Linked DNA regions of Homo sapiens: regions 2, 3, 4, 5, 6 and 7 are each linked to region 1. A link is a loop called in an ENCODE intact Hi-C map of the cell type or tissue named here. Cell type or tissue: psoas muscle. All regions are shown on one strand.

Region 1 (4,000 bases):
TGCTGTTCAGAAAAATTTCCAAGGTTTCTGTGATTTGTTATGAACTGAAGGTCGTTCCCTAGACTGGATCATAGGAGGCACTGAAGCCTGCCTACCAGTCAACGTGGAAGCAGATGTCTGCTGGCAATCCTGAAGCAGGGGAAAGAAAATTCAGGAGAAAAATTCACTTGGCTTGCTTGGTGAGTTTCATTTTGCATCCCTCCAGGCTGTCTTTTTCTGATCTTCCACTAGAGGGCGCCCAGCCACCAGCTGTGCCCGTGCTCCAAGGAAGCCTCTCCCTTCTGATCCTGCCCTTTGGGCTCCGGTGTGGGGTCCCAGGAGAGAGTCCTGGCCAATCACAGACTCGGGAGGATTCCAGCTCCAACCCCGAAACAGGCTACCCCCCGACTTCCTGGACAGGGTGGCCACAGTGAGAGCCCTTCACTTCAGGAGTGGGATTTCAGAGACCGCAGTGAGGGTTTTTCATTTATGATCGTTTATGTCTCTTCCATTCAAAAGGGTGCTGCGAGGATGGGGTTCTGGGGCTATATTTCCTGAACCCCAGCTGTCAGACCCTGCAAAGCCCTGTGTCTTTGCTGGAACAATAGACTGGAATATTTGAAACCAGAACTCCAGAAAATCCAGGACAGATGGCTTCCGTGATCGGGGCAAGCTCTGTGTCACAGAGCCCCCGGGCCTCCCTGCCCTGGCCAGAGTAACTCCTGCACTGGCACTCTGTGGCTGAGGGGGGTTACTGTCGGCTCAAAATGCCAGTGAGCAGGTCACTGGTTCATGGTTTGTCGGTGGCCCGCTCTCAGCGTGCACTGTAACCCCCAAGTTGAGCAGGGGGGTGTGATATGTCTGGTCCACCTAACCGGCACCTACCCCATTCTGTTTCCTCCTAGCTCTGTGTTTAAGGACCTCGTTTTGTGCAACCTGCCCCTCTGTGAATGTCTTCTGACACCGTGGAACATTCGATGAGAATAACCCGGAGCCACATTCCCACCGCACTTTAAAAGCCTTACAGGGTGCTTTTGCACACGGGATGCCCCTACAACCGTAAGGCAGGGGCAGGAAGAATGACCCTCGCCCCTCACGTCACAGATCAGAACAGAAAGGCTCAGAGCAAGTAAGTCCTGCAATTAGGACTCGAACTCACATCAGATTCAGCAGGGGTTGCTCGTACTTCCTCAGGTCTTTGCAGCAGCAGGAATTTGGGTTTGACTTTAGAGAAAACCTTCTGAGCCCCTGACCTTCAAACACATGGGTGCGTTTTAGGAGATTGTGACGCTGCCTTCAGATACTCTTCATAAAACGGCAGCGACGTGTGTTCCCTGAATGGGTTGAAGGGCGTCCTTCCTTGAGGCAGGAGGATGAACTGGATAAACCTGGGGGTGATTTCTAACCACACTGTTTTGGAGAACAAAGCACCCAGAAATAGATGAATCGGTCCCTTTAAACAGAAGAACACTTGTGTACAATTGTATGGAAAGCAGGCAATTTCCAGTTCAGTTAAGAACTACTGTAGGGCCTTTGAAGAGGTGCTCCTAAAAGGTGCTATGATGGATTTAAAAATTGTGTGCGGCTTGTGAGCTCATTGTTCCAGAGCCCGGCCTCTGTCCCGCGGGAAGCGTGCAGTTCTCTCGCTGGCCACAGGGTGGCGGAGTGACTTAAGCTTCGTGCCTCTTTCAATCTCGGGACAGAAAGCTCAGCTTCTGCCAAAGTGAGCAAAATGGAGCATCCAAGAGTTTGTTTAGAGTGGTGTGGACTTCATGTTTGTGAAAACTCTAAATGTCAGTGCTGGGAGGTGGTGAGGAAAGGGGATACTGGATTCTGAAGTAGAGGGGGCTTTTCCAAGGAGCATTGAGTGGCCAAAGTCAAATCCACCCATAGGGCCAGGCATGGTGGCATGCGCCTGTAGTACTAGCACTCTGGGAGGCTGAGGCAGGAGGATCACTTAAGGACAGGAGGCTGAGGCTGCAGTGAGCCGAGTTCGCGCCACTGCACTCCAGCCTGGGTGACAGCGCAAGACCCTGTCTCTTAAAGCAAAGAAATGATCACGATGACCTCATTAGCTGGCAGATGCTGAGTGAGCTCTGTCCCTTGGAGGCTCACCTTTGGAAACTGCAAAACCACTGCCACTTCCCCCATCTCTATCTGAATTTCCTTTTATAGATTGTTGGTCCTCATTTTTTTGCTCTTTTTTTTTTTTAATAAAAGGAGTGGTTTAAGTGTTTGTATACATTTTGGAGGAAATAATGTCTGATGAGGCAATGGTTCATTATTGAACCCCATATTTGGATATATGTTTCTAATGTGCATGCTGTATTTAGGGTTATGGTGAGAGAAAAGATTTAAATTTGGGAATAGTTTGGACCTTCTTGGGTGTGCATGCGCTGCACGGGCACACACACACACACGCACAAAGACAACACAGCTAGACCTGAAGGAGTGTGTGAGCCATGGTTAGAGACACTGAGGACCTTACCAAGTTCCCGGGTTAGGTAGAAAGGGTAGGATCCAGGATAGATCCCACTGTTGCCCATGTAGAAGCTCTGGGCTCTCATCTCTTACACTTCTGCCTAAACCCTTGGCGCCGCCGTATAAAGACAGTAGAAGTTTAAATGGCATAGTGAGATTAGCAGAAGGAAGGTTGAATTGCAACATGGGTACAGTTTTGAAGCACATCTTGGGGGATAGAAAAGCCTGTAATATTTTTTGTAGAAGTAATTAATATTCACTTTCTCAAACTTGAGATCATAGACTTGTGTGGTATGTGTGTGCCTGCAAGTGTCTGCGTATGAGACACACACAAAAAACACACACCATGAAATTGCTGATAATGCTTCAGAACAGAGTGCCCATCTTTAAATTTTTTCTTCCTTCAATATTTGCTTTTTCATCGACATTGATGACATTCATTTATTAATCTTTCCTAGACATTTATAGATCACCTACTGTGTGCCAGGCAATTAAGATGAAACAGAGTCATGCTGATGTTTAGAAAAAGACAGATCCCTGGGAATCCATTCTTTTTTGATAGGGAAAAGCAGGGCTCTACATTTGGCTGAGAATGTGGCTCCAGGATAGGCAGGCTGGGTTTGAAACCCAGCCCAGGCTCTTCCTATTATTCAGCTTCCTCCTCCTAAAATACGGATAATAGTATTACCCACATCAACACATTGTCGTCAGAACTAAATGAACTAACATAATGGGCTCTCCACAGTACACCCAGAAAGAAATCAAGAAACATGTAGCTCAAGGAATATATTATTCCTCTTTCTTTATCAACCAAAGCGTTCCATAATCCTCTTCTAACAAATATCTATCACGTGCTCATAGACCAGTTACTGTAGGGAATAAAGATGAGCTGGACAGTTGTTTCTGCTCAGGGAGCTGGGAAGAGCTGGGAGACATGTCACTGTGGCCACCAGGGAAGGGGTAGGTGGTGACAAAGCTCAGAGGTGAACCTGTGGCTCTGGGTCTACGAAGATGAGGGAGACGTGGCTGTGGCCTCCGGCTCAGATCGGGCTGCCTGGCTGGGAGCACTGTTCACCTGAGATACAGCTCCTAGGTCTTTTTAGAAACTGCAATCCAATACCTGAAGGACGGCATGACCTTCAGAGACACAGAAGGACTGTGCCTCTGTCAAGAGGATTCTAGGGCATAGGGCAGTTGTCTTTAGAGCTGACCTGAGCCCTCATTTGTAGGAGCTCCCTGAGCTGTGGAGGCCTGTGTCATTCTTCGGGGCCTGGTGATTAAGACAGGTCCATGCTGGTGCCTAGGGGTGCAAAGGAGGCCTGCCCAGGTACTATCTGCTCATCGTAGCTGGGGCTTCCTGGAGCTGTGCCTTACCCCAGGTTCTTGCCGCTTGATTGATGAAGGTGTGTGGAGGGGAAACTGTATTTATTAATAGCTCCCCAAGCCTCGAGTTCCCTGGGGGAGGATGAGTGAACGCTGGACTCTCGGCAGAGGTGGGGCAGTGCCCCAGGGGAGGCTCTGAAAGACTGAAAGCCAAGAC
Region 2 (4,000 bases), 660 kb after region 1:
TGACAGATTCTAACAGAAGCCAGCAGAGAAGGCTTTCCAGAGGAGACCTTTGAGCCAGGCCTGGGAGGAAAGCATGAGACATACATTTCAGGCTGGAGAATGGGCTTGAGCCCTGGCAGAAAGCTGAGAGAGTAGGTAATGTGCCTTGTAAATGGTGAGTTGCCCCAGGAGGTCAGAGTTACCATGTTTGTGAATGGCCAGGAACAGGATGGAAATGTTTTCCAAAATTTCTGCCAATAAAGGTCTCCTGGGGAGTTTGCTAAAAGCACAGATTCCCAGGCCCCTCACCTGCTGATTCAGACCCAGTGTGCATACCACAGATCTGGAAGATGGATCTGAAAAGATAGGAAGGACCAGTTTAATTAGAGCCTTGATGGAGACCAGCCTGGGCAACGTAGACCTTTCTACAAAAAATCATCCAGGCACGGTGGCACAGGCCCCACATGCCTATAGTCCCAGCTACTCGGGAGGCTGAGGTGTGAGGATCTCTTGAATCTGGGAGGTTGAGGTCGCAGTGAGCCGTGGTCACGCCACTGCACTCCAGCCTGGGTGGCAGAGCAGGACCCCATCTCACACACTCAAAAAAAGAGGCTTGAATGTCATTCCGTATTTTGATTTTATTTGACTTGTTATTCCAGAGCATCAGACGATATTTTTAACTAGGTGTTTTGTGCAGACCTAGAAGATTCACATGGCAAATGATGTTCAGGTGGGTCTAGGTCAGTGATTTCTAATGTGAGGTCCAGGACAGCTAGGGGTCCATGAAGACCTGAATGGGTTGCCTGAAACTATTTTATGTGCTTAAAAAATTCCAACACAAGTTATGCATTTATCCTTCCTAAGTTTTAAAATAGTTTAAACAGTTTTCTCTTTAATATGGAACTGTATTAACATAATATGGTGAATGGATGAATTCAGGCTGCACAGTGCAGTGGTTAAAAGCATGGACTTTGAAGACAGATCTGGATTTTAGATTTGTACCACCACTTTCAAGCTGCAAGATCTTGAGCAAGTTACTGCACTGCTGTGATCCAGTTTTCCTGTATATAAAGTGGGGGTAATAGTGGTACCCAGCTCATAGGATTGAGATGAGGATTACATGAGAGGATCCTCGTACAGTGCCTAGTAGAAAGAAAATGTTCAAAAATGTTATTAATACCAGGAAAGAGAGATGGAAAAGGAAAAATAAAATAAAATTTAAAAACCACAAAAATGTTATCAATATTAAGCTGTCTCATGGAAAAATAATTATATATGACTACAGGTAATTTTGTTTGGTAGCAAAACTCAGGAAATAGTAATAACGCAGGAGGCTTGAAGGTGAAAAACTTGCAGAGGCTTCTCAAAGGACTTGCTTGGACACAGCATCTACAGCAGAGAGCAAAGACATGCCTTTTTTTTAGCTCCTCCCAGCCCAGGATACATGCTCCTTAGGGGACCCTTAGACTTAAGCTCTGCCTCTGAAGTGTGATTTACCCTGGAAATGATTCTAACGGAAAATAGTAGAAAACTGCTTTCCAGGAGAAGAATCAAAGGAGAGTATGTATTTACTTTGGGCGATTTTCCCATTGTACTGGTTATATTGCCAAGAAGTTAAAAATAGTGGTGATAAGCAGTCTCTGAATTGGTCCCTCCTGAGGTGGCAAGGGTCAACTGAAAGTAGGATCATTCCTCCGGGGCCCTGAGACCTATCCCCCTTGAACTCTGTTTTGAGAGCCCCTGGTGGAGCATCTGTGGGCTGCTGTCCTGGGATCTGCATATACTACCTGAGTTTCCCTCCTGTCTTATCAATTCCTCAGACTTGTTCTTGGCCTCTGTTAAGCCAACCGATTTTAGATGGCCTCATCCTTTAAATATGCTATTTATAACCACTAATTTATGTTTTCATGATACTTCATGTAGCAGCTGGCCTTTGTGCCACCGTAAGAAAGGAATAATGAAATACGTGGTATTTATATGGGTGGCTATAGTGTTTGTCATTTCGTATATGGATTGCTATTGTAGGAAGCATGAAAAATTGCAAAGGGTATTTTTTTCTCTTAAAGATAAGCTCCAGTGTATTAAATATTCATCTGCTGTGTAAGGACACTATACCATTTTTTTTTGTTTCTTCATCCTTATTTTCTCATGGAAATATATTCAGATGTCTACAATATATATTGTTCTCATAAAATGCTTCTCACTGCAACTGGTCCCCTGAGCAAGACTTAACATCTTCATCAACAGCTGTTACAAAATATGCTAATGTGCATGCCCTTCAGCCTATAGGGTCACATCTAAATAACACCACTGAAGCACACTTGAGAACTTGAACCCTGGCAAGCCTTGACTTTGAGCTGCAGGGTGAGATGTTGAGGATCGGTGTCCCAAAGAACCTTTGCCCTTTTAAAGGCATCGTTCCTCTCCCCAGCTGCCTCATTTTCAAAGGCAACGTTTTGTGTCTTGCATTTTATTGTTTGGCTGAGCTGAAGATACAGGGAGGACAGATGACCCAGGCCTCTCTGCTAAAGATGTAGCCAGTAAAGCTAAGATTCCCAATGGGGGCCACCTCCAGGAGCAGTGGAGGAAAGTGAGCGATGTGTCATAGGTTATGGGGAGACTGCCCCTCTGCTGGGAATTATTAGTCAAGTAGGGCTAGCAGCTCTGCAGAAGTCCAGAAGTGGAGTGGGTGGGGACCAGTGAGTGTTAATACCCCACATCTGAGCAGTGTATTCTCCTTTAATAAATTTACTTCCGGATCCCTGCAGAGGGGTGGTTCTTAGGGTGTGGGCCTGGATTAGCAGAATCAGCATCACCTGGGTTCTTATTTGAAATGCAAATACAGACCTACTGAACTCTGGGGGTGGGGCCAACAGTCTGGCTTAGCAGGCTCTCCAGGTCATTGTGACACATGCCAGGGCTGAGAACCATTGCCCCAGAAGCACTTAGGCCTCTCATTGGGCTCTCCTGTTCCTAGCAAGATCACAAGGATGGCATAGCCCACCCACCGTGTGCCCCTGGATGGGTGTAGGGCTGTGGAGGACACCGGAGAAGCAAGAACTTGATTTCTGCCCTGAAAGCCAAGTGTGCCAGCTGCCCGTGGGGCAGGTCTGGTGTAGTTTTGATGATCAGAGTGAGTATGAGCCAGCATGTCGCCAAGTCCTGGAGCCTGGAAAGAGGGCGGGCTTAAATCAGACAATAGCAAATTCAAATCCTGCCTTTGCTAGTGACCAGCTGAACAATCTGACCAAATTGTGTAACCTAAGTCTTACTGTCGTCACCTGTAAAGTAAGGCGGTAACATCTACCAGAAACGACTATTGTGAGGAATGGAAAGTATGGTATCTAGAGGGTGCCCAGTAAACATTTGTTTTTAAAACGAAGAGTGAGGATATGAAACTGTAAAAGGATGTGTCTGTGCACTATCCAGCCCCAATTACGCTTCCATTTGCTTTCATTCAAGGTTGATCCAAATGGCTCTGCTTTACCTAACTAAGCATTAACAACCACTTCTCTTTTGACTGCTAGTGCTGGTATTGGTATATTGATATAATCATGGCTGTATATTTGGAGCACTTACAATGTGCCAGGATTGTGCTGAAAAATACACATATATGCTCTTTTTATATTTTCATAATGGTTTTATGAGAGAAGTATGGCAGGCAAAATAGCGAAGTCCATACCCCAATCCCTAGAGCCTGGCAATCTGTTACCTTGCATGGAAAGCGACCTTGCACATGCGATTCAGTTAGGACCTTGAGTTGGGAGATGATCCTGGATTAACTAGGCGAGCTCAGTGTAATTACAGGTCCTTATAAGAGGCGGGCAGGAGAGTCAGAGTGAAAGAAGGAGATTTAATGACAAAAGCACAGGACACACAAACAGGAAGAGAAAGATTTGAAGACGCTACACTGCTGGCTTTGAAAGTGGAAGAAAGGGCAAAGAGAATGCAGGTGGCCTGCAGAAAGTAGAAAACGCAAGAAAACAGATTTCTCCCTACAGCTTTCAGAAGAAATACAAGC
Region 3 (4,000 bases), 1.3 Mb after region 1:
TCATTCGCCAACAATGACATGAACCACTTCCTTGCTGACTCAGTTAATAGTTTTCAAATACCAGAAGAACATTTCTTCCACTTTTTATGTTATTCACAATGGGAGCACTGGATATGATGTACTGTTAAGTTTAATCTGCATTATTATAATTTTCATCAGTTTTTTTTTTTGTGTTTTTTTTTTGAGGCAGAGTCTCGCCCTGTTGCCCAGGCTGGAGTGCAGTGGTGTGATCTCGGCTCACTGCAACCTCCGCCTCCTGGGTAGCTAGGATTACAGGCACCTGTCACCAAGCTTGGCTAATTTTTGTGTTTTTAGTAGAGACAGGGTTTCACCATGTTGGTCAGGCTGGTCTCGAACTCCTGACCTCGTGATCTGCCCACCTCGGCCTCCCAAAGCGCTGGGATTACAGGTGTGAGCCACCACACCTGGTCTTTTTTTTTTTTTTTTTTTAAGACACAGGGTCTCACTCTGTTGTCCAGGCTGGAATGCAGTGGTACAATCATAGCTCACTGCACCCTCAAACTCCTGGCTCCAACAATCTTCCCACCTCACCTTCCCAAGTAGCTGGGACTACAAGCACATGCCACTACACCTGGCTAATTGTTTTATTTCCTGTAGAGACAGGGTCTATGTTGCCCAGGCTGGTCTCGAACACCTGGCCTCAAGTGATCCTCCTGCCTCAGCCTCTCAAAGTATTGGGATTACAGGCATGAGCCACTGCATTGGGCCATCACCTTCCTGCCTCAGCCTCTCAAAGTATTGGGATTACAGGCATGAGCCACTGCATTGGGCCATCACTTTTTAAATCTAGACAATAAAGCAAAATAATAAATCAAACCCTGATCTGTAACATTTGCCAATTTCTGTGGTGTAAATAATCCCACCAATGGCCATTTTCAAGCCACCCGACCCGCTCTTTCACAGAATACAGAGTAGGGAAGGGATGCACAGCATGGTATAGTATTTCCACCTTCAGATATAAGGATAATTGATGTAGACAACCTGAAGAACATTGATAACAGTAAAATAATCATTAAAAAGTAGTTAATTTTTTATGTCAGGAATGCATCAGTTAATGTGTAATAACAGATTTAATAACTAGCCTTAATAACAAAATTCCTGACATTTTAGCACTCAGCTCTTGCAACCTGGTATGAGCCTTCTCCTAAACACCATGGCCTCTGTCCCAGTTTGCCAAGCGCCCATCTAATGGGATCAGTGAAAAATTCATAGTATACAGTCATTTTTTTTAAAGAAAAAGTATTAGGGAATAGAATTTCCAGAGAAGGTAAGACACGTATCAGAAATAAAAGCACAAGGCGTTTTGAAAAGCTAGGTGAAATAAGGGAGGAACACTGGAGAGATGTCTTTGAGACAGTAGGAATTGAAACAAAAGGTGGATATGTAGGGACTCTGTGTCAGGAAATCGAGAATGTGTGACATTGTTTTGTTTGTCCCACAATGAAGAAGATACATATAAGTAAGAGGGCACTGGACTTAAAATCAGGACAAGAGATTGAGTCCCAGCCATGGGACCTTGGACAAGTCATTTAACATTCTAAACTTCATTTTTGTTTTTGGCAAATCAGAAAACTCGAATCAATCTCTGGTTCTTAACAAAAGGAAGTCAAAGTCTTCGGGGAGCTTTTAAAAAATATTTACTATAAAAATGACAATTGTGGCCAGGTACGGTGGCTCACGCCTGTAAATCCGAGCACTTTGGGAGGCCGAGGCAGGCGAATCACGGGGTCAAGAGATCTAGACCATGCTAGCCAACATGGTGAAACCCTGTCTCTACTAAAAATACAAAAATTAGCTCGGTGTGGTGGTGCACGCCTGTAGTCCCAGCTACTCGGGAGGCTGAGGCAGGAGAATCACTTGAACCCAGGAGGCAGAGGTTGCAGTGACCCGAGGTAATGCCACTGCACTCCAGCCTGGTGACGGACCAAGACTCCGTCTCAAAAAAAAAAAAATGACAATTTTTTTCTTTTTTGACTTATAAAAATGGGAATTTCTCATTGTTCAAACTACTATGTATGCCTGGACGACATCGCCAAAAGTTTCTGGTTTGATATATAGTTCTGGTTTGATATATCTAAGGTGTATCTTTTAAAAGCTCTGTGGGTGTTTCTGATGCATCACCTATATGTCAACTGCTGTACCTGATAATCTCTCAAAGTCTTTCAGCACCAAAGGCCTGTTTGTTTTATTCTAATTTTCTATTTGCAATAGCTGCATGGTAATCTGCTGCCACTAGGTGGTGGTAGTGCGCCACAGTCACACTAAACGTATACTACCTGAAATGTATCATGGTGGCTCTCTGGCTCAAGCTCACCATGTTTGTAAATGAACATCTCCATGTATTTTAACATCCATAAAAAGTGAACTTTTATGACAGCCAAGTAATTTGTTAGCTTATCTTTTAGAAATAACAAAATTGCCAAATTATGTACTTGATACCTTTCCCAGCTCACAACTTCAGCACTTTTTTTTTACGCCTCCTCAGTTCCACCCAAAACTCCATGCCCTAGTTTTGTGCTTCCCCTGCTCTCTGTATGACCTCCAATCCCTGGAATTCATCTCTCAGCTCACTCACTTCCTAATCCTTTTGCAGGATTTCTCCCCAATCAGACAAAATCTATCTCTGTACTTAGAAACACACTACTTCTACCTTGAGGTAGGAAGGTACCTACCACACTTTCTACTTTTCTTCTTCCTCTTTCTAATCCTTCTTCCTCTTATGTGTTATTTAACTCTTAGTATCTTATCTGTTTAATTTTCCAAACCCTTAATCCTCTGAGAACCCCGCCCCCCAAGGAATACTGAAAAGAAGAGGTTTTTAAAAAGAAAAAGAAGCAACCCAAACCCTCATTCTTCCTGAAATGCAAAGTTCAGTATTCGTCTGAGTCATGGAGGTTTACTCACCCTGTTTCTCCCTTCTCAGCTCTCACCTTATAACCCCACTTCACCTCTCGCATCTGATATTTGATAGTTCTCCTTGTGGGTATGACTCTGTTGACTTAATCCAAAAGAAAGATCGCCTTTCTGGTTCTTAGCTATGCCACTCCCAGAACTTTTCAGCAGGCATTTGTTCAGCTGACTTAGTTGAGGTATAAATGATGCTGTAGAGAATAAGGTGTGTCTGCTTGCGTGCCTGCTTTCCCCAAATCCTCAAAACTGAGACTTCCAAATAAGGGTAATCCTCTTCCAAGCAGATAGTGTGGAAGCTGGACATTGGTTCGAGCCACAGTGCCACTGCTCAAAGAACATACGGAATGCTTCATGAGTTTGCCTTGCAACTTATGGCATAATTACACAGACATCTTTAATGATAGTTATTCTGTGCCCTTGCAGTAAGTTTCATTGTTTGTTTGTTTGTTTGTTTGTTTGTTTAAATGAGCTAGAGTGATTTAGAAATAAGGTGAAGCAAATGGGGCAGAATACTTCTGGTCAGAAATGAGGAAAAATGATGGACTCATGAGACTGATTTTCTTATGTGACTCCTAATCCAGATCAGGAGGCAACTCCAGAGAGAGATTTTTGTAAAATGTCTGGGCGGTAGGAAGCTGGGTCAGCTAAAGGTGCTAAAGTGAGGGAAAACACTAATTTCAGAGTAGATTGCTCTTGCTACTTTATTCTGCATAACTTGTTTTTTACACTGCCTAATTTAATGGTTGCCCCATATGAGAACAACTAAGGAGGAATTCTTTTGACACACAAGAGAAGCAGAAAAACAAAACAAGATGACAGTGTAAGTTCTGGAGTTAAACTATGTGAAGTCATATCCTGGCTTTACCCCATGCTACAGCGAGGACTCTGAGCAAGTCACTACACCTCTCTAAGCCTCTGTTTTTTCAGCCTTAAAACCAGGGGAATGATAGGATTTGCCCAATATTGCCCTTGTCACAAGTGAATGACACAATCCACATAAAGCATAGAGTGCCTAGTATGAAGTCAGTGCTGTTTTAATGGTATTTGGGATTTGTTTTAATCAGGTACC
Region 4 (4,000 bases), 130 kb after region 1:
TGGGTTTTTTCCTATATATTTAATCTTTTGCTATTGTAAATTTCTTAACCATTATTTTCTATAACTGGTTATTATGTATGTGAAGGCTATTGATTTCTGTATGAGCACACATTTTTTGATTTAGCAAAACTCTAACCCTCATTCATTACCTTCACTCTCTTCCAGAACAATATAAGAACTTAAGCTTTGATCTCTGCACTGACACTATTCATTTTATTTTTCTCCAGTGTTTAAGTTCCTCTTTGATTTCTTCCCATAAGAGATGAGGGTCTCACTATGTTGCCCAGGTTGGACTTGAATTCCTGGGCTCAAGGGATCCTCACTTCAACCTCCTCAGTAGCTGGGATTGCAGATGCTCACCACTGCTCCTGGCTTTTTCCCACTCTTGTCGTTGTTATTATGATTAGTACTCAATGCTTATTTAGATGTTTCCAAAAGAAATCTAAGTAAGAAAAATCTCATTTGGATATTTTAGAAATATTCAAAAGATATTTGCCAATATCTTTGCCTAGTGTTACTTTTGAAGCCTTTTTATCATTTGAGGTTCACTGTCTTTCTTCTTGAAATACACTTTTAGCAGATCTTTCAAAAAGAATTTGTGTAGTAAACTCTCTCTTTTTCTGAAAACACCATTGTTTTGTGCTCACTCTTGAATGTTGTTTTAGTTAGATAACATACTCTATTGTCTGGAATCCTTTGTTGTGGCAGAAAGTCTTAGCCTAATGTTACTGCTTGTTAATTTCTCTGTTTCTGAATGGCTTTGTTTATAATACTCTATTGTTTTATTGCTATGTGTGTAGAGGTGGGTTTCTTTTAATTTATTTGTCTAAGAATTTTTATGTTCCTGCCATATGAGGACTTCTTTCTTAAATTCTGGAAAATTCTTAAGTATTATCTCTTTGAATATTAACTCTTTTCTATTTTTTCTTTTCCTGTGTTCTGGAATTCCTAATGTACATTTGGACATTATATCTTCCACGTATTTAACCCTTTTTCATATTTTCTCTTTGTGTTGCATTCTGAGCAGTTTCCTTATATCTATTCTTATAATTCACTTAATTTCTCAATGGTTTTGTCTAGTTTTCTGTTCAACTCACCCATTGGATTTTTTTCACTGACTGTATATTTTTATTTCTAGATTTGAAATTTGATTCTTTTAAATCTTTTCTTTTTCTTGCTGCCTTATTTTTACCATGTAATTTTCATTCCTGCTGTTAACTTTCAAACCGGGGCAGATCAAGGTTTTGAAGAATCTGAAGCCTATACACTTTGGAAGTCCCCTCTTTAAGAAAAGTAATAAATCAACCACATACAAAATTAGGTAAAATAGTGAATATTTATTTAGAACAAGGAAAGAAATCACAACAAATTATGGATTCAGAAAGCTGACAAATACCACAAACATTATACAAAATCCAGAAAAATAACAATATACTTTAATAATTAACTGCCTGACACATCTCTGTAGTTGACATCTTCTTCATATGACAAGTTTATAGTATTTTCTAAAGAGAAAATAGAAAGGTAGTTCAGTCTTTTCTATACCATATTTGATCAAAATGTAATTTTTATTTTTTGTGGTTTGGAAAAGTTAGTTTCATTTTCATACATAGTTATTGGCAATATCATAAATTTCTAGAATGGTTGTAAAATTTGGAAAAAGCTCTATCAAGTTTTTTCTATATATAAGCTGTATGAATTGGAACTTTGGGGGGTTCCTGAAGCGTGGAGACCCTCAAGTTGGTGATTACTTGCCCTAAAGATCATCTATCTGCCTTTGATCCCAAACCTACTGGCTGCTGCGTGCAGTTCTGTCTCATGTGGGAGTAGCAAGGATTTTGGCATGTTCTCAGCCTCATGGCTTGTGAGGCAAGCACAAAGGAACAGCCAGTTACCATGCTGCAGTTGTTGCCCAGTATCTTTCTGGGAGCATGTATGGGGTCTGCCTGCCAGGCTGCACACCTGCTCCAGCTTGCTCATCACATGGCCCATGGAGCAGCAATTTCCCTTATATGAGGTGGTTACACACCTGTTTTCTTTAGTCAGGCAAGCAAATACATTCGTGGCATGAGCCAAATTTCTCCTTCAAAGACATGCTTAGAGCACCTATTGCAGGTGACAAGCAGCAACTGCACCTCTGGGGCCAGGATGGGCCCCTGTGGCTGGCAGGGGTAATCTCTCCCCACACCTGTGTGCTTCATACTCAAGCCAAAAGGACATAAAACACATATTAACTACAATCGCTGCTTTGAGGTTGCTTCCTGCCATTTTGGAAGCAGTGTGCCATGGTGGAGGATGTTCTTGTACATGTTTGATGAGTAAGTGGTACATCCTGTCCTTTTAGTCAGGAGGCATAGTTGTGTAGAATTGCAGTGTTGAAAAGACCCTAAATGTCATCCAGTTGAGCCACCCAGGGGACCAGTGTTATTTGGATGGCTGTCTCTGCCTGTCTGCCTTCTGTCTGCTGCATCACAGGAGACAGCTGATGCTGACATCGCAGATTGTGTCTTCCCTGGAATCCCTAGATATCTTAGGGAGAGCAGCAGAGCAGCATTGATGACATAGGCTCCCAGCTACAGCCAACCCCTGCTATGCTAACTGAGAAGAAAAGGAAAAGATCCTGGTTTTATCTAGTGGTTCTTAAAGCTTGATTTGTGTTCAACTTCCTGATTTGATTTTAAATTCCATTCCTTTTCTTTGGTTCTTATTGACAAATGTTGTGTCTGTAGAAAGATTTTATTTTCCCTTTTTTTCATTTCTGTTTCTGTATAGAACTAAGGCTTACTTAGTAGAATCTTAAAAAGTACTCTACTAAAAGTTACTAAAAATTTAGTGTCTTGGACTGAAATTGTTAGTTTATGAAAAGTTGGAGTCAGGACTTTTCTCCTTACAAATAAAGACCTTCTCCGTGTCCCTAGTACATGCCAACTGATTCCCACTCGAGGGGCTTTGCCCTCACTGTTCTATTTGAAGACTTTTGGTCAGTTATGACTATTAGAAATGTCTAAATTTTTTAGAATTAGGGTTAAGGTTAGGGCAAAATCTGTTCCCCATTGTCTTTTCCTTCTTGGCTGATGTTTTTCCGGTAATGCCAATTGCACGGACTCCTGGGCACCCCTTTTAGAGAGAAGAGATAGACATGTATTATTGAAACCTATTTCATCTCCCCAGTGCCTGGAATGTGTGATGTAATTTTACAGTAGGTAAGCTTCCTTCACTTGTTTTTCTGGCATTAATTTTGGACTTTGACCTTCACCGGGAAACGCTAGGCCAGAATTCAACAATTTTAAAAAATTGGTTAAATGCTCTTTGTAAACATCATGTAAATGGCCATATACATAGACTGTATGTCCCAGAGTTTACTTAACCTTCTCCTACTTTGGAATGTTTAGATTTAAATGATTTTCTGTAATTTTTACAGATCCATAAAATAGGAAACTCACTCATACATAATCAAGAGGTGACTGCATTTGCTAGACTTAGTGCAGACCATAAAATATCCCCTGGAATTAAGGCAATTGAAAGCTACAGTCCAAAAAGAGCTTGTTCATGTTTTAGTTTCAAAATCCTAGCCAAGGAACTAGGTAAACAGTTATCAAAAACACAAATGGTATTCAGGGAAAGAAATCTGTAATATAGTTTAAGTATGCATTAAATCTTTTATTAAAATATCTTGGCTTATTAAATGCCATATTTAAGGTCGCTTTCCGAATAGTTTTAATAATGCTTATACTGCAGTGTAGTTTGTGCACCCATTAAAAGAGAGAAATATGTTTACATGGTGTAGTCATAAAACCTATAAACTGCCATTTTGTAAGTGGCTAAGATGTGAATTGCCACAGAAACCCAGACCTGCAGCAGCTGCAAGTACAGGAAATAAGTTTCTAAATGCTGACACCGGTCATGAAACTGATATTTTATTTAGATGTCCTTGCAGCACAGAGCTCTTGGAAATCATGTTTATAGTCTTCGTGCAATAGAAATACAAGCAATGGCGTAT
Region 5 (4,000 bases), 210 kb after region 1:
ATTTTCTCTTTTTCCAAAGATGTAGAAGTGAAAGATCAAACTGTCGTTGCCTCTTTGAGTTCCTCCCTCATTCTCTTGGCTCATTAGAAAAAAAAAACTTTTCATGGCACTATTCACTATTAAAAGGTTGTCCCCAGCCCTGCATCTTCTAGTCCCCCCATCCTCCATCATGAATTATGTACATGTTTTTAGAATGAAAATTATAACAAAGCAAGGTGGATTTTAATTTATATTTACATGTATTGTGAGTTTCCTTTTGATGTTTCTCCCCTATCAACTTACTAGATCTTCTTGGCCAGAGATGAATTAAAAGTGAAATTAAAGTATATGTGATGATGATGATGATGATGATGATGTTCATGATATGGGCTTCTCGAAGTTGGGGTGAGGCTTAGGAGACAAATATTTTGTAAAAATGTTCAGAGTCAAGGTCAGAGTGAGAGAGCAAGTATTATGTAAAAGCTACATGTTAGTGAGTTGTAATTCAGTGCATAAGACACCGGAATCTGTCTTATCATACATCTTAATTTAAACATTTCTTTTCCCAGGGGACCACAGAGTACATAGTGCATGAATAAATAAATGCCATGACTTATTTTGGAGTCCCCAGTCATAATATAATTATATGCATTGCAAATTTTCATATGCTACTTTTAGTTTCTAGGGTTTCTTAAAACAATTATTAAACTGCATTGCAGGAAGAGATCTACCTCGATTCAGCTATGAAAATGGAATCGGAGAAGCTAGTCACATTAGACAGCAGAATCCTTCCACTGTGAGCTTGATCACATCAGAGAAATGGTGATTACAGTTTACATGGAGTTATACTAATTACTGGCCTGGCTCAACGAGCCTAGAAAAACCAGATATAGACAGAGTTGTGACTCTCTCTTATTGTCTTGTCTTGCTGGGTTTTAGAGACCATTCCTCTTCTCAAATCATTGGTAGCTCCTAATCCCACCAGAGGAAAATAATACATTTTTTCCTCCTTAAGAACAGCTTTTTCTTTCTGTGGGTCACCAAGATCCATTTGCTAAATAACTCTTGAAGTCTAAAAAATTGTCTCTGAGTAGTCAGAAGAGGTGAATTCAACCTTGCGAAGTTATCTAAAATCATCATCCTCCTTAAGCCTTTTCTCTTTATGCAGTGTATAAGTCCTACCCACATGGGGTAATTTGTCGTCTTCTGCTCTCTCTCTAGCTTTGATTTCCACATTTCATTCAATTTCTCTTTATTAAGAAAATATAAGAGAGATGCAGGATAGTGGAGCAGTTAAATGCACTGGCTTGCAACCACACAGACCTGGGTTTGAGTCCTATATTTTCTACTGCCTACGTATTTACCAGCTGTGTGACCCTTGGTAAGTTACTTAACCTCTCTGTGCTGCAGCTTTCGCATGTAAAAAGGTGATAGTAATAATTCTTATCTTAGTGGGTTGTTGTGAGGACTGCAGGAGATACTGCATATAAAGAGTCCAGCAGAGTGCCCATGTGATTCTAATAAATATTATCAATTATCATATCAAAAGCATCTCACTACAGTACATCTACTCAGCTTGTAATTCTCAGTCCAATCAAATTAAGAAATCTGGAAAACAATCGATCTTTGCACTAACATGATTTGGGTGCTGAATTATTCTCTTTCATTTTCTCATGTTAAGGAAAATCCATAATTTTCTGAACAGACGTACCCTTCTCTCCCATATCCTCCAGTCTCATGTACACTAAATTTGCTGCGTTTGTGGTGGCTGTACTCTCTTAAGACCAGATGAAAAGGAATTGAGCAGCAAAGCAGGGTTTGTGGTTGTTTTTTGTTTGTTTGTTTTGTTTTTTGCCTATCCAAATACAGTGACTTATTTTCTCTCTCTAAGTATTTTGGGTCCTAGGTGAAGGCTCAAGCTCTGGGCACATGAGGTCCCCAGGAGACTGGTGATGATCAATCATCATTGACATTCTTTCCACTTAAACCAGGAGCTCAGAACTTTAAACACATTGTAAAGAGTCTACATTGGTCCAATTAGGCTTCAGCTCTAAAGTAACCTGATAGTGCTGTATGGGAGAGATAACTGTGGCTAATAGGCCTGAGTGTGCAAGATAGGGGCCAGCCTCCTAAGGCAAAGTGTGGGAGAGGCAGACTCATGAATGAAGGTCGTGGACAAGGATGGCACTCCAGCGACTGTGGCCAGCAGGTGGGGCCACAGCCCATCTCCACCAGCCAGGTGCATCTCCCTGGATGCTTTCTGGCTGCTTTCTTTGATTTTCATTTTTATTTTAGAACTTGATTTCTCCTCCCTCCTTTTTTTATTGTTGCTACGAAATTTATTTTATGTTGCCATGAAGATTTTTTTCCTTTTCTTTCTTCATTCCCGTTCAATTCACTCCACACATATTTGAGTGTCTACTATGCACCAGGCACTGATTCAGGTACTGCCACTATAGGATTGACTAAGACTCATGGGGTCTCTGTGTTTTGGGTGCTGACATTTAGAGATGTAAGACAGTGCTTCCCAAACATCAGTGTGTGTTAAAACCACCTGGGGTCTGTGAAAATGCAGATTCCAATTCAGGAAGTCTGAGGAGGAGCTACAGACCATCGCTCTTAGGTCTAAGAAATAAGCTCCTCAGTAATGCAGGTGCTGCTGGCCCAAGCCCCATCCTTCACATAACAAGAACGTGAGGAAATGCTGTTCCCTTTCCTCCTCTAAATGACTGGCTGAGTGTCCTCATTTGTGTTAGCAGAGTTTAACAACATCACAGACTTGATCTTTCCTATGAGACCATCAGCTTTGTTCTGTGACCCTGACCTAGGCCACCTTTCACCCAAACATCTGAGGGGTACAGGGGAAATGAGTGGGAGGATATAGATAAATGACTGGCTGCCCCGCCCCCCAGCTTTCCGTCCTGGCCAAATCCTGTGTCATACTGTGAGTGGGACCACTGAGGACTCATTGTATGCACAGGACAGCTCCTGACTCCTAGATAGATGGTAATAGTACTTTAAACACACAGAATGATATAGCTCCTCTCTGGTAACTGGGGTGCCATTTACTAATTTGCTGCTCTTACATGACTAATTTAACTCTAGTTGCTACTCAGTCATCAGGGAGTCACTTATTCACAAAGCAGAATCAGGCTAAATAAATATTAGGAAGCTGGGAAAAGAGGCAGATGAAAGTAGAGAGTGAGAGTTAGCTTTTAATGCAGGCTAGAAACTTGCTGGGGTTTAAGGCAGATCCTCATTTAGTGCATAAATGCAGATTCTTCGTCTGTTTTTAAGTCCCGCTGACCCTAAATGAATAGAATCCTGTAGCAGACAGCAGCGACCTTCTCTTCTAATAAGAATCACATTCCAACAGAATGTACGTTTCCAATTACTATGCAAAAACAATGGCAGAATTACTTAAAAATGTACAGCCCCCTAAGGGCTCTGTATGCTGTAGTCCATGTGAATCTATCATTTGCATGCAACTATTGTGGGGAACAACCGAATCCTCCATCACAGGCTATTTAATCAAGTGAGAAGCCCCTAAATTTCTTTGCAAAGATTCACAAATTCTGGAGCTAAATATGCAATTGGTAATGTATTCTGGCTGTCTGCACGCAGGCTTCCTTGTTTCATTCTGAATGGCATGGTGTTTGCGTTGACATTTAGATGATGGGTCATCTTGGATTTCTCCTGTTCACAGCTGGAACCTTAGTGGCATCTCCCATTAGTAATCACTGTGCTTTTTTCCCCCTAGTGACTGACCGTTTACAAACTAAGAAGAGGAAAAATTGTATATTTGGGTACTGACTATAGAAAGAAAATAAACTAACAGCACAGTTGGAAAGGTGCCTAGGGTTACTTTCTGTGGATAACTGAAGATCCAGTGGAAGTAAAGGACTCAGATCATGTGTTTCCCCCACCCTTACCCACCAGCTTCAGTGGCCAACTTGTTATTGGAGAGTTAAGTGAAAATAGTCTGTAAGGACAGACTCCAGGATTAACCACAGCCACTAAT
Region 6 (4,000 bases), 300 kb after region 1:
TGAGGAGTAACAGAGTAAGGACATGCAAGGTGGGGGGTTGGGTACATGGAGCTTGGCGCATATTTGTGGAATTTCATCAGCTATGGAACAGCTGTAGAGGAGGGACAAGGAATAAGTCCCTTGGTTTTCCTCTTTGAAACCCTGACTTTTTTCTCCTTCCTTTGAGATTCCGCTCATCCTAGATGGTAGCCTTAGGCATGATGCTCCTGAGGTAGGCTGTCATCTGGAAATGAAGGGGGCCAATTTTCAAAGTGGCTAAGAGTCTGGAGTCAGATCACCTTAGCTTGCCATTCACTAACTGGGTGAGCCCAGGAAGTCACTTTATCTACTTAATCCTTCATTTTTTCATCTGTATAAGGAGAACGATTATGTTCTTATAGTGAAGATTGAATGAGATGATGCTTAGCATAGTCCTAGCACAAGGAAAGTGTTTTACAAATTACTTCTGATTATAACTAAATGTATTCAGCAACAGAGCTAAGTCAAGAGGACAGAAGCCACTTTATATATTTCAAACAAAAGGACGGAACACAGGGAATCGGGCGCTTTCAGAAGCTTTGTAAGGACCAGCTGGATAAGTTGAAACAAGGGGTCAGCCACTGGCTTTCAGCTTTACCACCAAGCTGTGATTCTGAGAATCAGGAAGCTATCACCACCTCCCAGGGGTCAAGAAACTGCAGAAAACCTCTACAGGCGGTGTTCACAGGTGGCCCTGTAACCCCTGCCAGTCAGAGGAACATGGATGCGACTGATAACATGCGGCTAAAGCCATGTGTTCACCCGCCCTGCCTGAGGAACAATGGCTTCTACTTCTACCACTCATATGAGTGCATCTTGCGGGGAGAACTGCAACCGTATCAGGAACCCTGCTGGCACAGGAGTCTGAACAATGCAGTTCCCAGCCATCATTCCCCTGAGACACTGGGAGGGCATAAGGGGGTGGTAAAGATGCACTTGTCAACAAGTGATACCCAGCACTCAGAGGATGTGCCTGGATCAGAAATTCCAACAATGGACCGAAAGGCATCGTTCTATTTCCCTCCATGCTCCATCACTGACACCCCCAGGGGACTGTGGCTCTCTTCCTTTGAGCTTCAGTGGAACTTGAATCTGAGCCTCCAGTCGATTGGAGGTCCTTACTTGGCTGCTCTAGGGTGTCTGGCTGAACTCAGGGAGTGTCCACTGTCACGTTCAGTGCCCCTCCCTGCCACAGAAAGGTCAGTTTCTTTGTGTCATCTATGCCAAATACATTTACAGTGTTTTGGATCCAGCTACACAAACTTTGGACTGGAAGGGAGACAGTTTTAGCTCTCAGAATGCTCTAGCAACATATGATTCTCCTCCACAAAGTGCCTCCCATATGTCTGGGCAGATTTCCCACGCTTCTCTTTCCTGTGAAGCAGTTTAAGTTGACCGAGAGGCAGCAGCATGGTGCTCCTGTCTTAAACCAGCCACCCTTTGGCTATGGGACCCTGAAAAAGTTGCTTCCCATTTGGGGGCCTTGATGGTTGCAAGCACAAAATTTGAGTGTTAAGTTAAATGTTCTCTGGGCTCTCTTCCAGTCTTGATAATGCATTGTTATTGGAGGCAGTGGGGTGTTGTGGTTAGAGCATAGGGTGGCTCACAGTCAGGGCTAAGGAAACCTCTGGCATTATGATTATTATCTTCACTCACTCTGTTGCTGCCTAAACCCCCATCCTTCCACCTTGGTAAGGACCCTTGGGTCAGAGTCCACAAGAAAACCACCTTACCTAGAGTCTACCTTGCCACCGTCAGCACCCAGTTCAGACACTGCCCGTACGCATAGATGTCTTTGCTGAGGGCTGGGGTACCAAGGCGATACTGGGCACATCCATGTTAGGACAGAGACATGTCATGGCTCATTTTCGCCTTTGCGGCCCTCTTTGTTTGTAAGACGCTTGTTGTCTGAAGGCAGCTAAATTTAGCCATATTTTGTCAGCTAGAATGTACGCACTGAAGAGAAGGCTAGCAAATCTTAGCCATGTCACACTTTATTAGTCATGCGAGCCCTTAAAAGCGCGCTAGAAGAACCACTTCTTGGGATTGGTGCTAGCAGTGCTGAGAAATGCTGCACGGACTGTTTTGGGATTTACATCAAGAAGCAAGATGGAGGGAAAGCGTGAAATCTCCTAAACAATGAGTGGTTTGTTTTTTTTTTTAACTTTCTTGCAAAATTGACAAATGGGATATTCAAATGAGGAGAGAATGTATGGAGTGGGATAGTGTTCATGTGGCCTCTTTCTCTGACATGCCGTCTTAACCTACCCTCCCCACCAACACCTCCATTTGAATTCAGAAATACAGTTTAGTTGCTGGTACTGGGTTAACTATGTAAGATACAAGTGGAGAGAGAAACTAATCTTTGTTGAGTATCTACTTTGATATAGGTGCTTTATGTTCATCACTTCTTTTCATTTTAAAAATGATGCAATAAGGTGAGTAGTGTGACTCTCATTTATTAAACAAGAAACTGAAAGTAAGGTGAATAACAAGAGCCAGGTTGTAAATCCAGTTTGCCTAAATTTAAAGGCCATATTCTTTCCACAACAAGGGTCAGGGTAAGGACATTGAGGAATTCAACTTAACGGTGACTGAAATGGACCCCTCTCTGCCTTGATATTAGCTTCCTTTTTCAGTGTGCATGGCTCTGTCAGTGCTGTGCAATTTCAGCCCGCAAGGCTCAAGGGTCAGGATATATGTTCAAGCAAAAGCTGCACATCTCCAGCTCTCAAATAGTCTCCATGGGGTTTGGCCCAGGTTGGTTTGGCAGTTGCTGAACAAAATCTCCCGTCTGTAAAAAGAGACATGTGTCTGCTCTTCCATAAGGCCCACAAAATGAAAAGGCAAACCCCTCTGCTATCCAGGGGAAAAAGGAACTCTCTACAGCTTTTGTTCATCTGCGATTCTATGGCAGGTTGACAATTTCAACCCTCTCCTTAACAAACCCTTCCTGTAAAATTTCTGGAGTTTCTAAATAAAGATAAATGCTTAATTCAATATGACAAGATGCCTCCAAGCATCCTGCAAAGAACAATGGCTTCCGTGTCCCGACCCCACCACATCTCCCGTTTCCTGGGAATTCAAGGCTCAATAAAAACACCAGTCTGGATTGTCTGAGGCCTTTTCTCTCATCTAGAAAAGCATAATGAGATTCACTACCCTCTGTGAATGGCATCTCAGAATGTTAGTGATAGGAGGAGCCATGGAGCTATAAAAATTAAGTCCATGGAAGTGAAATGATCCATGCAAGGTTTGACTGCTAATTAGTGACAGAGCCTGGGTTATACCCAGGCCTTCTGACTTGAAGGTCAACAGGTAACAGCATGGTAAAATTGAAGAAGGAAGCCTCTACCCTAAACTCTACCTCTTTACAAGCTACATGACCTCAGGAAACTCTCAACCTCTCTGAGTCTCCATTTATTTATCCAAAACAGGATAAAGGGTAGAGAGGATTAGTGATAATCAGGTATCCAGCTACATACCTGTCATGTAGTAGATGCTCAATAAATGGTAGCTAGTATTATTAAGGAGTAAAAACACTGAGGGATGTAGGAGTTCAGGGAAAGAAGATGAGCTTACTAGAGGAGTAAGGAAAGACTGCTTAAAGAAGGGCAATGATTGGCCGGGTGCGGTGGCTCACACCTGTAATCCCAGCACTTTGGGAGGCTGAGGCGGGTGGATCATCTGAGGTCAGGAGTTCGAGGCCAGCCTGACCAATATGGAGAAACCCCATCTCTACTAAAAATACAAAAAATTAGCCAGGCGTGTTGGTGCATGCCTGTGATCCCAGCTACTCAGGAAGGCTGAGGCAGGAGAATCACTTGAACCCTGGAGGCGGAGGTTGTGGAGAGTCAAGATTGTGCCACTGCACTCCAGCCTGGGCAACAAGAGCAAAACTCGGTCCCCCTGCCCCCCAAAAAAGGGGGCAATGATTTAGGCCTTGAAGACCAGAGGATATTTGGATGGGAAGTAAGAACAG
Region 7 (4,000 bases), 890 kb after region 1:
TGTCTACCTCTTTCCACACAGACACAGCAACAATCTGATTTCTCTATCTTTTCCCCACATTTCCCCCTTTTCTATTCGACAAAACCGCCATCGTCATCATGGCCCGTTCTCAATGAGCTGTTGGGTACACCTCCCAGACGGGGTGGCGGCTGGGCAGAGGGGCTCCTCACTTCCCAGAAGGGGCTGGCCGGGTGGGGGCTGACCCCCCCACCTCCCTCCCGGACAGGGCGGCTGGCCGGTCGGGGGCTGGCCCCCCACCTCCCTCCCGGACGGGGCGGCTGGCCGGGCGGGGGCTGGCCCCCCACCTCCCTCCCGGAAGGGGCGGCTGCCGGACGGAGGGGCTCCTCACTTCTCAGAGAGGGCGGCGGGGCAGAGACGCTCCTCACCTCCCAGACGGGGTCGGGGCCGGGCAGAGGCGCTCCTCACATCCCAGACGGGGCGGCGGGGCAGAGGCGCTCCCCACATCTCAGACGATGGGCGGCCAGGCAGAGACGCTCCTCACTTCCTAGACGGGATGGTGGCCGGGAAGAGGTGCTCCTCACTTCCCAGACTGGGCAGCCGGGCAGAGGGGCTCCTCACATCCCAGACGATGGGCAGCCAGGCAGAGACGCTCCTCACTTCCCAGACGGGGTGGCGGCTGGGCAGAGGCTGCAATCTGGGCACTTTGGGAAGCCAAGGCAGGCGGCTGGGAGGTGGAGGTTGTAGCTACCCGAGATCACGCCACTGCACTCCAGCCTGGGCAACATTGAGCACTGAGTGAATGAGACTCCGTCTGCAATCCCGGCAACTCGGGAGGCCGAAGCTGGCAGATCACTCCCGGTTAGGAGCTGGAGACCAGCCCGGCCAACAAAGCGAAACCCCGTCTCCACCAAAAAAATACGAAAACCAGTCAGGCGTGGCGGCGCGCGCCTGCAATCGCAGGCACTCGGCAGGCTGAGGCAGAAGAATCAGGCAGGGAGGTTGCAGTGAGCAGAGATGGCGGCAGTACAGTCCCGCTTCGGCTCGTCATCAGAGGGAGACCCTGGAAAGAGAGGGAGAGGGAGACCGTGGGGAGAAGGAGGGAGAGAGAGGGAGAGGGAGAGGGAGTCGGAGTCATTTTGGTTTTATTCATCCATGCAATTGCAGCTGCTCTCCCATGGGACATAGGACACTCAGGGTGGGGGACGCTGTGCGGAATCACCCTCAGCACACCCGCTGATCCTGGCTCATTATCTTTGATTCAGAAAGGTGCACTTGGCTTCACTCTCCCCTTGGAATGCATCTTCTTCCTGGAGGTTCCTTGGTTTCTCCTGCATATAACCCACCTGAGTGCTAGAGTGAGCCCAGCCTGAACTCAGGGTGGGGAACCTGGTACATTCCTGACTCGTCAGTCTGCCCAGCTGCTGGGAGAACTTATGAGCATCATCACCTGTGTGAAAAAGTCAGGGAATAGATTCTGCCTCATAGATTAAAAGCTAGGTTGATAGGTTAGCTTGCTTCTGGCTCTTCTGGCCAATTAAGTGATCCTGGCTTTCCCACAAACAGAAGTGACCTCTCGATTTCAGGTCTCATCATGTGCACTGGGATAGACAAGCATATGTACCATTGTGAGTTGCCTTGGGTTTGCCAAAAAAGTGCCCCTTGAGTGAACCAATTATTTTCCCTTTTCCAAAGTACAGTTTTGTCTGCAATCCTTTATTTCTAACACTACTTCTGAATGGAACATATTGTTATGCATGGCAGGGATGGGGAGCAAATGGGAGGAATTTGGAGAAAGAGCCGTTTTCCTCCCCTAATGGTGAAAAGTATTTTTTCTAACAAGCACTGTTCTCGGTAGTTGTAGCCTGGAGAGCCTTATCCTTTCCATCATCTTCTTGTCTGCAGCAGCCATGATATAACAACGTTTCCCCTGACGGGAGCTCATGCAAGCCACTGTGTCCTGGAAGAGAGCCAACCTGGTATGCTGGCCAGTTGGCACCACTTGCCTCCATGCAAGAAGCCAGCACTGTGCCTTGTCCCCAGAGATATCAGCCCTGTAATGTCCAGCTCGTGCCAACAGGAACCGTGGAATACATATTTTCCTTTAAAAAGAGAGATGAGAGTTCCTGTTCTTTCCCATGATTTGTGCAGTTTATGTGATCATGAGTTTGGATTTTCAGAGAGAGGGTGGGGAGGGAAATTATATTTTATAGGTTATCTATATGGGGTGGTCCAGCCCCATATTGCTGGATTTGCTGGGTATATTAAACTATAGCCTTCCTCCTCTCTGCTCTTAAGCCAATCAGCTCCTAGCTTTCTCTGCTCTAAAACCAAAGTGGGCTGTTTGTTTTTGTTTCAATCTTTCATTTTGCTCCTATCGGGCATCTGTTATATCTCTGAGCTGTGGACCCTATGGAAACCTTGATATGTCTGCATGCTCCACCTGGTGCTATGCCTAGGTCAGTCAGTGGGAAGTCAGACCACGTTGGGCATGCAGCATCTCAACCACAGGAGTCTGGGGTGCAGTTTTAAGTGTCACTCTTGTTGCTGACATTTTTCTATCCTTCTGCAGGGACGATTATTGGAAATGGTGTATTGCCCTCTGGGAATATGGGAAGCATCAGACAGGAATTCTGGGCCATGCTGCTTTTTTTTTTTTTTTTTTTTGGAGTACAGTGGTATGATCTCAGCTCACTGCAACCTCTGCCCCTTTTGCTCAAGCAGTCCTCTCACCTCAGCCTCCTAAGTAGCTGAGATCACAGATGCTTGCCACCACACCTGGCCATTTTTTTCTTTTTTGTATTTGTGGTAGAGATGGGGTTTCACTATGTTGCCCAAGCTGGTCTTGAACTCCTGAGCTCAGGTGATCCACTTGCCTTAGCCTCCCAAAGTGCTGGGATTACAGGCTTGAGCCACCGCATCTCGCTCCGTGCTGCTTATTGTATACGGTTTTCTGTTTTTTACCACCTGTAACTCCACCCATTAAGGCAGTTTGTGCAGAGTCCCTGGCCCTTAGTACGGTGTTCACTGTGGCCAACTGGGTCTAGACCAGTGGTTCTAGCTCTAGTTGCATGGGAGGATCTTCCTGGGGCTTTTAAATTATACTGATGCCCATGCTCCATCTCAGACCAGTTACATCAGACTTCCCAGGTGGGACCAGGGTGGCCTGGGCCTCAGGAATTTTTAAAGCTCCCCAGGTGCTTTTCATCTTCAGTGCATGTTACTGTTCTTCGGTTTATACAAATTCTTTGACAGATGGACAACTCATATGAGAGCATATGTGTGATTTTTCCTGTCATGATAATGGACGACTGACTGACTATGGCAAAAGGCCTCCATTTTATGGTTTGTTTAGTTAATAGAAGTGATATATTTATGCTCATTTATGCTCTCATCTGGTCCCCTTTGACCCATTACTCACTTTTTTTTTTTTTTTTTTTTTTTTGGAGATGGAGTCTGGCTCTGTCACCCATGTTGGAGTGCAGTGGCATGATCTCGGGTCACTGCAACCTCTGCCTCCCAGGTTCAAGCAATTCTCCTGCCTCAGCCTCCCGAGTAGCTGGGATTACAGGCACACGCTACCACGCCTGGCTAATTTTTTGTATTTTAGTAGTGATGGGGTTTCACCGTGTTGCCCAGGCTGGTCTTGAACTCCTGAGCTCAGGCAATCCCCCCACCTCAGCCTCCCAAAGTGCTGGGATTACAGGCATGAGCCACCATGCCCAGCCGACCCATTACTCACTTTTGCGAAATAGCTGGCTGAGGTTAAAGATGTCATCCTTGGAGAATAGAACTGAATGCGGGTCCACATTGGGCCAAGACCTTCTGTCTTATGCTCATTAGTACAGTCCTCTAAAACAGTGGCTGAACCTTCACATTGAAAATGTAATCCTCTCAAAACCCTGATCAAGAAATAACATCTCTTTTTAAGTATGACCTTGATACAGCAAAGAACAAGAGTGCCTCAGAAGAGTGACTACAAGAGCCAGAACAAGATTGAATAGAATCAGAATTGACGTTCCTAAGCTAACTTTAAAAGTGA

What was found. Hi-C counts contacts between places; a loop is a spot of excess contacts. Peaks named below come from ENCODE experiments on the same cell type or tissue, not always from the same donor. Only the 100,000 strongest peaks of a DNase experiment are listed, where the experiment ranks them.
Region 2: a loop joins it to region 1, with 5 times the contacts of the local background. A loop is called at or near these places in 27 of 110 quality-filtered maps.
Region 3: it touches region 1 in a loop (3-fold over the local background); 47 of 110 quality-filtered maps call a loop at or near these places.
Region 4: a loop joins it to region 1, with 8 times the contacts of the local background. A loop is called at or near these places in 9 of 110 quality-filtered maps.
Region 5: a loop joins it to region 1, with 4 times the contacts of the local background. A loop is called at or near these places in 7 of 110 quality-filtered maps.
Region 6: it touches region 1 in a loop (2.9-fold over the local background); 8 of 110 quality-filtered maps call a loop at or near these places.
Region 7: a loop joins it to region 1, with 4 times the contacts of the local background. A loop is called at or near these places in 2 of 110 quality-filtered maps.

What each region holds. Positions count from the first base shown.
Region 1 is chr15:61,831,916-61,835,915 of GRCh38, reverse strand. It overlaps LOC124903501 (a long non-coding RNA gene), which reads right to left and starts at 1,221. Exons shown (of 3, transcript XR_007064668.1): 1 at 1,139-1,221. RefSeq lists an enhancer at 3,573-4,000. In psoas muscle, CTCF peaks have their summits at 217 (motif pointing right) and 1,624 (motif pointing right); DNase peaks (open chromatin) are centred at 255 and 1,635; H3K4me3 peaks cover 731 bases.
Region 2 is chr15:61,170,246-61,174,245 of GRCh38, reverse strand. All of the region lies in intron 1 of RORA (RAR related orphan receptor A), which reads left to right. Among named protein-coding and RNA genes, the nearest start is that of RORA, 57 kb to the left of the region's middle. RefSeq lists an enhancer at 213-713. In psoas muscle, no CTCF peak of the experiment used is centred here; no DNase peak of the experiment used is centred here; H3K27ac peaks cover 469 bases.
Region 3 is chr15:60,519,221-60,523,220 of GRCh38, reverse strand. All of the region lies in intron 3 of RORA (RAR related orphan receptor A), which reads left to right. The region is part of intron 3 of RORA-AS1 (RORA antisense RNA 1); the gene reads right to left. Among named protein-coding and RNA genes, the nearest start is that of RORA-AS1, 42 kb to the right of the region's middle. In psoas muscle, a CTCF peak has its summit at 2,257 (motif pointing right); a DNase peak (open chromatin) is centred at 2,270; H3K27ac peaks cover 1,791 bases.
Region 4 is chr15:61,700,856-61,704,855 of GRCh38, reverse strand. All of the region lies in intron 1 of LOC107984782 (a long non-coding RNA gene), which reads left to right. Among named protein-coding and RNA genes, the nearest start is that of LINC02349, 27 kb to the left of the region's middle. In psoas muscle, no CTCF peak of the experiment used is centred here; DNase peaks (open chromatin) are centred at 1,935 and 2,455; H3K27ac peaks cover 379 bases.
Region 5 is chr15:61,619,449-61,623,448 of GRCh38, reverse strand. The region is part of intron 2 of LOC107984782 (a long non-coding RNA gene); the gene reads left to right. Among named protein-coding and RNA genes, the nearest start is that of LINC02349, 110 kb to the left of the region's middle. In psoas muscle, a CTCF peak has its summit at 2,165 (motif pointing right); a DNase peak (open chromatin) is centred at 2,188; H3K4me3 peaks cover 55 bases; H3K27ac peaks cover 712 bases.
Region 6 is chr15:61,532,542-61,536,541 of GRCh38, reverse strand. All of the region lies in intron 3 of LOC107984782 (a long non-coding RNA gene), which reads left to right. Among named protein-coding and RNA genes, the nearest start is that of LINC02349, 200 kb to the left of the region's middle. In psoas muscle, no CTCF peak of the experiment used is centred here; no DNase peak of the experiment used is centred here.
Region 7 is chr15:60,943,320-60,947,319 of GRCh38, reverse strand. All of the region lies in intron 1 of RORA (RAR related orphan receptor A), which reads left to right. Among named protein-coding and RNA genes, the nearest start is that of RORA-AS4, 180 kb to the right of the region's middle. RefSeq lists an enhancer at 1-352 and a silencer at 1,816-2,110. In psoas muscle, no CTCF peak of the experiment used is centred here; a DNase peak (open chromatin) is centred at 1,959.